2 separate regions of the Homo sapiens genome follow, and region 2 is linked to region 1. Evidence: chromatin contacts called from ENCODE Hi-C or POLR2A ChIA-PET data. All regions are on one chromosome and are shown on one strand. The core of a region is the stretch at or near the end of the contact, and the rest is flanking DNA. Distances in the headings are between cores, read along the strand shown. Region 1 overlaps ITPR1 (inositol 1,4,5-trisphosphate receptor type 1). Region 2 overlaps ITPR1 (inositol 1,4,5-trisphosphate receptor type 1).

Evidence for each region. A loop is a pair of places that touch in the nucleus more often than their neighbours do. ChIA-PET counts read pairs that join two places held with the same protein, here RNA polymerase II (POLR2A). Pooled maps may share reads with other maps.
Region 2: a map of HCT116 shows a loop between it and region 1 (14-fold over the local background). The contact joins two enhancer-like sites. A Hi-C loop is called at or near these places in 14 of 168 maps with a recorded cell type or tissue (Caco-2, HCT116, HepG2 and 10 more) and 22 of 50 pooled maps. POLR2A ChIA-PET finds 5 or more read pairs at or near these places in 7 of 52 experiments (Caco-2, K562, OCI-LY7 and 4 more).

What each region holds. Positions count from the first base shown.
Region 1 is chr3:4,586,118-4,590,744 of GRCh38, forward strand. The region is part of intron 4 of ITPR1 (inositol 1,4,5-trisphosphate receptor type 1); the gene reads left to right. Among named protein-coding and RNA genes, the nearest start is that of ITPR1, 95 kb to the left of the region's middle. Within about 2 kb of position 2,419, at least 7 of the 41 ENCODE cell types and tissues checked have a DNase peak (open chromatin) inside an H3K27ac peak, as active enhancers do.
Region 2 is chr3:4,630,910-4,635,536 of GRCh38, forward strand. The region is part of intron 5 of ITPR1 (inositol 1,4,5-trisphosphate receptor type 1); the gene reads left to right. Among named protein-coding and RNA genes, the nearest start is that of EGOT, 120 kb to the right of the region's middle. Within about 2 kb of position 2,647, at least 3 of the 41 ENCODE cell types and tissues checked have a DNase peak (open chromatin) inside an H3K27ac peak, as active enhancers do.

The DNA of each region.
Region 1 (4,627 bases), core at 1,169-3,668:
TAGTATTCCATGGTGTATATGTGCCACATTTTCTTAATCCAGTCTATCACTGATGGACATTTGAGTTGGTTCCAAGTCTTTGCTATTGTGAATAGTGCCGCAATAAACATACATGGTAACATGCACTTTTAATACTTTTGTTGCACCTGTTCTGTTCTGAAAGCTTTACCCGTTTCTACCATACAGCAACACCATGAGGCTGGTGCTAGTCATATCCTTGGTTTACTATTGAGGAAAACTGAGGCTTAGAGGATTAACATGCCCACAGCAACATGGTTAGCTAGAAGTGTTAACCCTGGTAGTCTGACTCTAGAAACGGCCTAACTGCTTTGCTATGCTGCTTCTTACTGCTATTTAAGTCACTGTCTGGCGGCAAGTAGCCTTGAGTGCTTTTTTTTTTTTTTTTTTTTGAGACAAGGTCTTGCTCTGTCACCCAGGCTGGAGTGTAGTGGCACGATCATGGCTCCCTGCAGCTTTGACCTCCCTGGCTCAAGCCATCCTCCCACCTCAGCTTCCTGAGTAGCTGGGACTGCAGGCACTGTCCCCATGCCCAGCTAATTTTTTAATTTTCTGGAGAGATGAGGTCTCCCTGTGTTGCCCAGGCTGGATTTTTTTTTTTTTTTTAATACAACTAGTCTCTGGAGCTCGTGGTACAAGGACTACCTAGATTAAATGCATATTGGTTTGTTTGGTGATCACTGTTTCTTGCATGAGGCCAGATCTTTGCCCTGCTTTGTTGCTATGCTCTCTTTTAAACTTCCCTTCACTTGTTACCTTATTGTGGTTTTCTCTGACTCTTGTTCATACACCTCTTAGGTAGGTCTCCGACCTGCGGGTTCTCTAAGGCATTGATTCCCAAGCTTGATTGTACTGGGAATCACCCGGGAGATTCAAAAAATTATATTCCCTGGCTCCATCCTTGCAGTTGGTATAAGACTCGGGAATAAATATTTTTTACATTTCCCTGGAGATTTCGACGACCGGCTTGCTTTGCATTAAGGCAGAGTTTCTCAAACTTTGCAGGTGTACTGTGTGATCTTATTAAAATGCAGATTCCGAAACAGCCTGCTATCTGATCTGCACTGAGGCCCAAGGGCCTGCATTTCTAGCAAGCACCCAGTGCTGCTGATGCTGCTGGTTCACACTTCTCATGGTTTTTTTTTTTTTTTTTTTTGAGTCAGAATCTTGGTCTGTTGCCCAGGCTGGAGTGCAGTGGGGCAATCTTGGCTTACTGCAACCTCCACCTCCCGGGTTCAAGCAATTCTGCCTCAGCCTCCCCAGTAGCTGGGACTACAGGTGCATGCCACCATGCCCCGCTAATTTTTGTGTTTTTAGTAGAGACAGGGTTTCACCACGTTGGCCAGGATGGTCTCAAACTCCTGAGCACAGGTGATCTGTCTGCCTTGGCCTCCCAAAGTACTGGGATTACAGGCATGAGCCACCCTGCCCGGCCCACACTTCTCATTTTGAGTAGCTGGGGTCTGGACTGTGCATTTTGACTGTACTCTCTTACCCTTTCAGTCTATTTAGTGGATTGTGTCTCACACTGGCTGGAATTTGTGGCTTCCAACAACCTACTGGAGGTAATTGCCCACAGGATAAAGTGAGAAAAAGGAGCAAAATGGGAAGATACTGAAAGAGAAACTGTCTCAATTTGGGAAGGACTTGTTAAAAAGACAAGCATTGCTAATTAGTAGCTTAGTATCTAATCTTTGTCACTGAAGGCTGCAAATCATGCTTCCTGGAGTCTTCTTAAAGACAGCTTCTGCAGAGGTTTTAACACCTCTCATCTGACTTTTGTTAAATAGCCTGCTGGAATCCAAAATAGAAGCTGTGTAGGGAGATTCTCCCTAAGCATATTTACTGCCAAGCCTGCTCTGTTAAGACTGTATTGATTTTCCCCCCTCTTGGTATGAAATTAGTCATATAAAATCACAAAGTCCTCAAAGACATTTGGTTCAATCTGACACTTGATGCTTAGCTGTCCCCTTAAGCACCCCCACTGAGGGATCCCTAGACCTTGCTGCATATCAGAATCATTAAGAGGTTTAAGAAATGATTTTCTATTATATAAGAAGTAGATGCATACAGTCTTCTCATATTCTTGCTGCAAAGGCTTGTTCCTTGTTCTCTTCCTGACCCTAGAGCTAGCTATTACCAGAATGCTCTGTAACTTTGCAGACTTTTTTCTTTGAGTGTACTTACGTATGTGCATACCTGTTTCTTTTTTTTTTTTAAAGCCTGTTAGTGGGGTGTATTTTAATATTACACTGGGTTTTTAAACGTGTATTCAAAGCAGCTGTGAAGTCATTTTCTCACTTGGCTTTGCAGACACAGTTCTCTGCTGGTTCTCCAGAACTTCCTCTGCTGTTCCTTCTGGATCTCCCTGACTCTCTCTTCCGCTTTCTCACCTCTAAATGCTGGGCTGGTCCCGGGCTTCGGCCTTGGCTCTCATCTCTATCTGTGTTCACTCTCTAGATGATCTCATCCACTCCTTGAGGTTAAATGTGCTGATGACTAACAGATTTGTTTCTCCAGTGCCCATCTGTCTCCCAAGAGCTAAATGTGCATCTCCAACTTTCTAAGTGACACTTCCACTTGAATGGACTTCACAGGCATACTAGACATAATTTGTCTCCAACTGGCAGTGTCTCCCTGCCTCAAACCTGTTCCATCCCTGGTCTTCCCCATCGTGATGTATAGTGACTGTTTTGGCTTGTAGTGTCTTGATTTCTCTCCCTCCCTCACACGTCACATCTTAGCCATCTGAGTCCAGTTTTCTAGGCCTTCAGTTATAGTCCCAATTTGCCTACTTCTCACCACCTAGTCTACAGCCCTCATTCTGCTCTAAACCGTCATTGTGCTACCCAGACCATTGTTTCCCAGACTTCTTTGACTGCACTTCATAGCAAGAAATTTATTTCAGCTGGGCATGGTGGCGTGCACCTGTGCTCCCAGCTACTTGGGAGGGTGAGGCAGAGGGTTGCTTGAGCTCAGGAGTTTGAGATCAGCCTGGGCAACATAGTGAAATGCTGTCTCATTGTGTCTCAAAAAAAATACACACATATATGTGTATATAAAACTGCAACCTAGGAGACATATTCATATATATAAGCAAAAGGTTCACAAAGCAGTACTTACCTTTACTGTTTGCAGTATAGTCTGATATTTCATTCTCTTATTTCGTGAAAAAACAAATGGTGGTTGAGGCCCATTTCATGACCCAGTTTCAGTCGTGATCTGCAGCTTGAAAAACACTGGTTTGGATCCTTGCTATTTAAGGTGATCTGTGGAGCCAGCAACATTGACATTAACTGGGAGCTTTTTAGAAATGCAAATCTCAACCCCTCTCCTGGCCCCCTGAATCATAACATGCATTGGAGGAGATGCCCAGGTAGTTTGCAGGCAATTGCAGTGTGAGTGTCACTAGTCTGGAATGACTGCTGTGGCCTTCTAGTAGTGGATCTCCTTGTTTCCAGTCCTGATGGCTCACAGTCTTTCTACCATGGCTGGAGCTGGAGTGGTCCTTATAAAGCCATTTGGGTCATCCTGTGCCTGCTTTAACCAGCCTCCCACCTCATGTGGAACAGAATCAAGCCAGGTTCTCAACCCTGGATGACTGCTCATTAAGATTACCCAGAAGAATTAAAAAAAAAAATGCAAAACGAACAAAACAAAACCTCATGCCTGGGATACATCACAGACAAATTGGATCAGAATCTCTGGGTATGCGGCCAGGATTGAGAACAGCTGTATGAGAAGACCAGGCCCCTGCCTGCCTCTGGAAGTGGGCCTATCTCGGGCTCTCCTGGTTCTTTCAGCTCTAACCATACTGGCTGCTTTCCTGTTCCCTGCACACAGCAAACTCATTTCTGCCCCAGAGCCTTTGTGCTTAATGTTCCTCCTGCCTAGAATTCTCTCTTGCAGGACTCATGCCCTCACTTGTTTCACGCCTCTGCACAGATGCCACCACCCCTGAGAGACCTCTGTGACCTTCCTGTCTTACCAACTTATCCCTCTAGCTGCTTCCCCCCTTTGTGTCTCCTCTTCGTCTTGCTTTTTTTTTTTTTTTTTTTTTGTCTTCATAGCAGGTACTACTCTCAACACTGTATGTCGTGTTACTTCCTTACTTATTTGCTCTTTATCTTTCTCTGTAGAATTTAAGTTGCATGAGGACAGAGACCTTATCTGTCTTGTTGAACACTGTATTCCTGATACCTGGAACAGTGTCTGGCCATAAGCAGATGATGAATAGTATTTATGATGAATGAGAGTAGTCAGTGGTTGACTGCATTATGGTGTTTCTGGCTTTTTATAGCTGAGTTGGCCCTGGTTGGACAGAAGCAAGAATGCTTCATCCCTGGTAAACGGTCAGTCTGGTCTTCTCCATGTATTTTGTTCTTCTTAATAATAATAATAATTTTTTAATTATAATTACTATTTTATTAATTATAATAATAATTACTAATTATTATTATTACAGACTGGGACTCACTGTGTTGCCCAGGCTGACCTTGAACTCCTGAGCTCAAGCGATCCTCTTGAATAGCTGGGACTACAGGCATGTGCCAGCATGCCCAGCTCAACTTTGGTTTTTGTGTCTTTTTTTTAAATTTTAGGTTTGGGG
Region 2 (4,627 bases), core at 1,397-3,896, 45 kb after region 1:
TCACTATGCTATGTGTTTAATCTTCGCATCATTTTCAATATTGGAGATTTAAATGGTGTGGCGACTAACATTAAAGAGTTCTGATTCATTTTATGCATTCTTTTGCAAGTTTAACTTCATGAAAGTGCATTGTTACAACTTGACGTGAATATGTGAAAACATGGGAACTTCCCCTGCAAATAAAGGGATGTTCTTCCTCGATGAATGAAGAGATGTTTGTGTTTGTGAAAGATAAAATTACTTGAGCTCTCAGCTCTTTGGGCGACTGCATATCCAGTGGTGACCCTCTGTGGTTTTGATCGATCTTGTGAAAAGACTCAGGTTGCTGGTCATGGTATTTCAGATGACTGCAGTATGAGCTTGGTGCACACAATCACCAACCATAGTGATACACGATTTTACATTTCCCTTTTTGACCTATTTCTTTATGGTTAATCTGCGCATAATCCCTGTGACCATTGTTAGTATACCTGAGTATTTATGCTTGCAAAAATATGTATGTTACTATTCCCCATTTTATTGTATAAAATGGCCTGTGAAGTGTTCTGTTGTGTTTTTATATGTTTCTCAAATCCTCTTTTAAAAATATCAATCTCTTTTAAAGAATTTTAAAATTATTTTTTCCGGAATTATATTTTGGGGATTTTGGTCTTTTTTGACCTTTGGGGATTTTAACATTTGGGATTATGGCATTCAGGATTGTTGTGCCTTTTGGGATTATGATCGTATCTTTTTCCAAAATAATCAGCAGTTCTTAATTATATTATGAATAATGCAAAGTACACTCTTTTCTTTCTTAAGTAGTACTTGCACGTTTGGAAAATTTATTAATAGTATTAATAAAACCATGGAAAGCTGTGATTTCTGTTGATATGTAAAATGGAGTGGGGTGCTAGGTTCAGGTAATTACAGATACCCCCAGGCTGGAATGCAGTGATGCCATCATGGCTCACTGCAGCCTTGACAACCTGAGCTCAAACGATCCTCCTGCCTTAGCCTCCCAGAGTGCTAGGATTATAGGCATGGACTACTGCGCCCAGCCGACAGATAACTTTTTAACTTATGTGAATATCCAGCTGGACATACAATTGTATGGGATAAATGATGGTTCATCCTTGCATAGGATTGTAACATGCGTTCACTTTACCCAGCATCCCTAGCTCCTGTCCACTGAACATCAGTAGCACCCTCTTCCAGTCACTGCAGCAATCCATAATCTCCTCAAAGTCTGTGCTGGGAACATGGGAATCTAGTTGAATAGGTGGGGAAGGTTGGTCAGTCCTGCATGTATGTATATTTAGTGCATATGCCCATAGGGGGCTATCTTTCTGGAGGGTCTATGTGTCTTTAGTTGTCCTCACTTTGCTTTTCTGGTATAAAGATCATTTTGTTCAGTGAGATCTTATTAATACATCTCCAACTCTTTCCTCTCCTATACTTTTTACCACAGGGGTTGTAAATTCAGATTCCTCTTGGCCATACGGGAAATCAACAGGAATAAAGTGGGCTTGGTGGGTAGTGTTGCCAAGTGGAGAGTCCCATGGGTGGGTCTGGAGGGGCAGCTCTACTTCCCTACTGTCACTGCTTGGGAATGTGGGCTGAGAGCTGCTGCCACGTCTTCCACTTTTTAAGAGAAGATAAAAATCCATGCTTTTAGTGTAGTATCTCAATTTTAAAAAGATGTTGGGAACTAATTCAATTAAGGCTTGAAATATACACTCAACACCAAAAGAAATGGCTCAGGCTGGATGTGGTTCTTCAGCCCCATTTGCAACCTGTGCTCTATATGTTATGTTTCATCAGCAAGTCCTTTCGACACTCCTTCCTATGAATGAACTGTGAAGAAAACAGCATGGTTGAAAAAAGTTCAATCATAAGGTGATCAAAAATGGTCAACTCCTTATTAAAAAGAAAAAAGAGAAAAACAGAAATCTCTCTCATGCTGTTTATGTTTTTAAAAAATAAAAAAGGAAGCCAGTTCTTTTCCCTGATTTAAGATTACTGATGTGACTTTCAGGTCTTTTTTTTTTTTTTTTTTTTTTTTTTTTGAGATGGGGTCTTGCTCTATTGCCAGGCTGGAGTGTAGTGGCACGATCTCAGCTCACTGCAACCTCCACCTCCCGGGTTCAAGCGATTTCCCTGCCTTAGCGTCCTGAGTAGCTGGGACTTCAGGGGTGCGTCACCACGCCCGGCTAATTGTTTGTATTTAGTAGAGACGAGGTTTCACCATTTTGGCCAGGATGGTCTCGATCTCCTGAACTCATGATCCACCTGCCTTGGCCTGCCAAAGTGCTGACATTACAGGCATGAGCCACTGGGCCCGGCCTCAGGTCTTGAATGTTGACTTTGTGCTTCACTTTCTGCAGTTCCTACTTTCCTACTTAGCTGGAACTTTTCCCCCTAGTGTCTTAAAGTTATCTACATATTTCATTCAATTTACATTCCCACCAGCCAATACGATGTTGTATTTTGGACAGCCACTTTGCCTTTGGAACTGATGGCCAGTCTCCAGTGGGTTTTCATTTTTATTTTTCTCAACTACTATGCAGCACCCCAATCAGAAGTCAGACTATTTTAAATTAATGCCATTTAAGGAATTAGTTGTCTAGACCACTTGACTTCCTTTTGACTAGGATGAGCAACATCAACAGCACTTTGAAGGAGAGTGACATCTAGTGGCTGGATACTGTCTATGCTTTTTCCTTCTGCAGGAATAACTGGATTTTGACTCTCTTGGTCATGTTTTCCTAAGGGTCTCTTGACAAAATGAGCTTCTTCCCATCCGCAAATCACATAAATTTCTTCTAAAGGCCATTACTACTGTTTTCTGACAGCAGCATAGCTGTTACCTTGAAACAAGCACCTACATTGTTTTGTTCTGAGAAATGATTACTTAAGTCACAGCTTTGACCAGCTAGGAAGAGCTAGAGGAGTGACAGGTCCTTATTGTCTGGGTACTACATTGCTTGTTTTTAGAAGCCTTGCTTCAATATCGCATTACATGATTCAGAGCTTGTTGACTTTAACAAAATAACCTTTCCTTACTGTTTCAGTCACCTTTCTATTGTCATTCGATAATAGTTTCTCTGTTGCTGAAATAAAATAACAGGTGGCTATGATGGGGCAGACCTTGATGTTGCTTAGGGAACATGGTGAATAATAGTGGTGGAACCATTTCATAGAGTGTTTTTTTTCCCCTTAGAAATTAAAAACAGCCCGCAACCCATTATTCAAGGGAAAAGAGTAATAGATATTTAAATTATCAGGATTTTAAAGTAATGAAAAGGTAACACATTTAAGATGCCTTTTTCTTTTTTTTTTGAGACAGTCTCACCACTCTATCACCCACGCTGGTGTGCAGTGACATGTTCCCGGCTCACTGCAGCCTCAGCCTCCTGAGCTTAAGTGATCCTCCCACCTCCCTGCCCAGTAGCTGGGACCACAGGCACACACCACCATGCCTGGCTAATTTTTGTATTTTTTGAAGAGTTGGGGTTTTGCCACATTGCCCAGGCTGGTCTTGAACTCCTGAGCTGAAGCAATCCACCCACCTCGGCCTCCCAAAGTGCCAGGATTACAGACATGAGCCATGGCATGACTTTAAAAAATTCAGAGTACCTGACACAGAGACATGATGAAGGTGTTTTTGAAGAAACTACACACTTGTATTTTAGGAGGAGTATTCCAAAATCTGTGAGTAGGAAAAGCAAAAAAATATTAATTGATGTGATTCGTAAATTGTGTTCCTCAAAGATAACCTTGGGTTTTATTTTGATGTTTTCCCTACTCTCCTACCCCCTATTCTGTTCCTGTGTCTCCACATTTTAAAGTATCAACAGGAGTGTGCTATTCACTTCCCTTTCTTGTTGCCCAGGCTGGAGTACAGTGGTGCGATCTTGGCTCACTGCAACCTCCACCTCCTGGGTTCAAGTGATTCTCCTGCCTCAGCTTCCTGAGTAGCTGGGATTACAGGCATGCACCACCACACCTGGCTAATTTTTGGGGGTATTTTTAGTAGAAACGGGGTTTGGCCATGTTGGCCAGGCTGGTGTTGAACCCCTGACTTCAGGTGATCTGCCCGCCTCAGCCTTCCAAAGTGCTAGGATTACAGGCGTGAGCCACCGTACCTGGCCTCTATCCTCATTTTTAATGGCTACACGGTTACTTCCTTGTTTGGCAGTACTGTCATTTTAGATAAGCAGCCTCTATGGGCAGACGTTAGGTAGGGAGTGATATTCAGGATCTTGACAACATTTGCCATTCTGAAAAAAGTTGTATGGCCTTGTGCATATGCCAGGTTGTCCTCTTAGGAGAAACTCCTAGAAGTGGAATTGTTAAGTCAATGTTATGTTGAGTGAAAAGTTTTTTGGTCAATATTGCCTGAGTATCCTTTAGAAAGGTGCTAACTCAGTAAAGGTACTAATTCAATATCTTTCTTTTTTTGTGGTGGGGACGGAGTCTCACTCTGTCGCCCAGGCTGCAGTGCAGTGGCACGATCTCGGCTCACTGCAAGCTCCACCTCCCGGGTCCACCCCTTTCTCCTGCCTCAGCCTCCCGAGTAGCTGGGACTACAGGTGCCCGCCACCACGCCCGGCTAATTTTTTGTATTTTTTTTTTAGTAGAGACG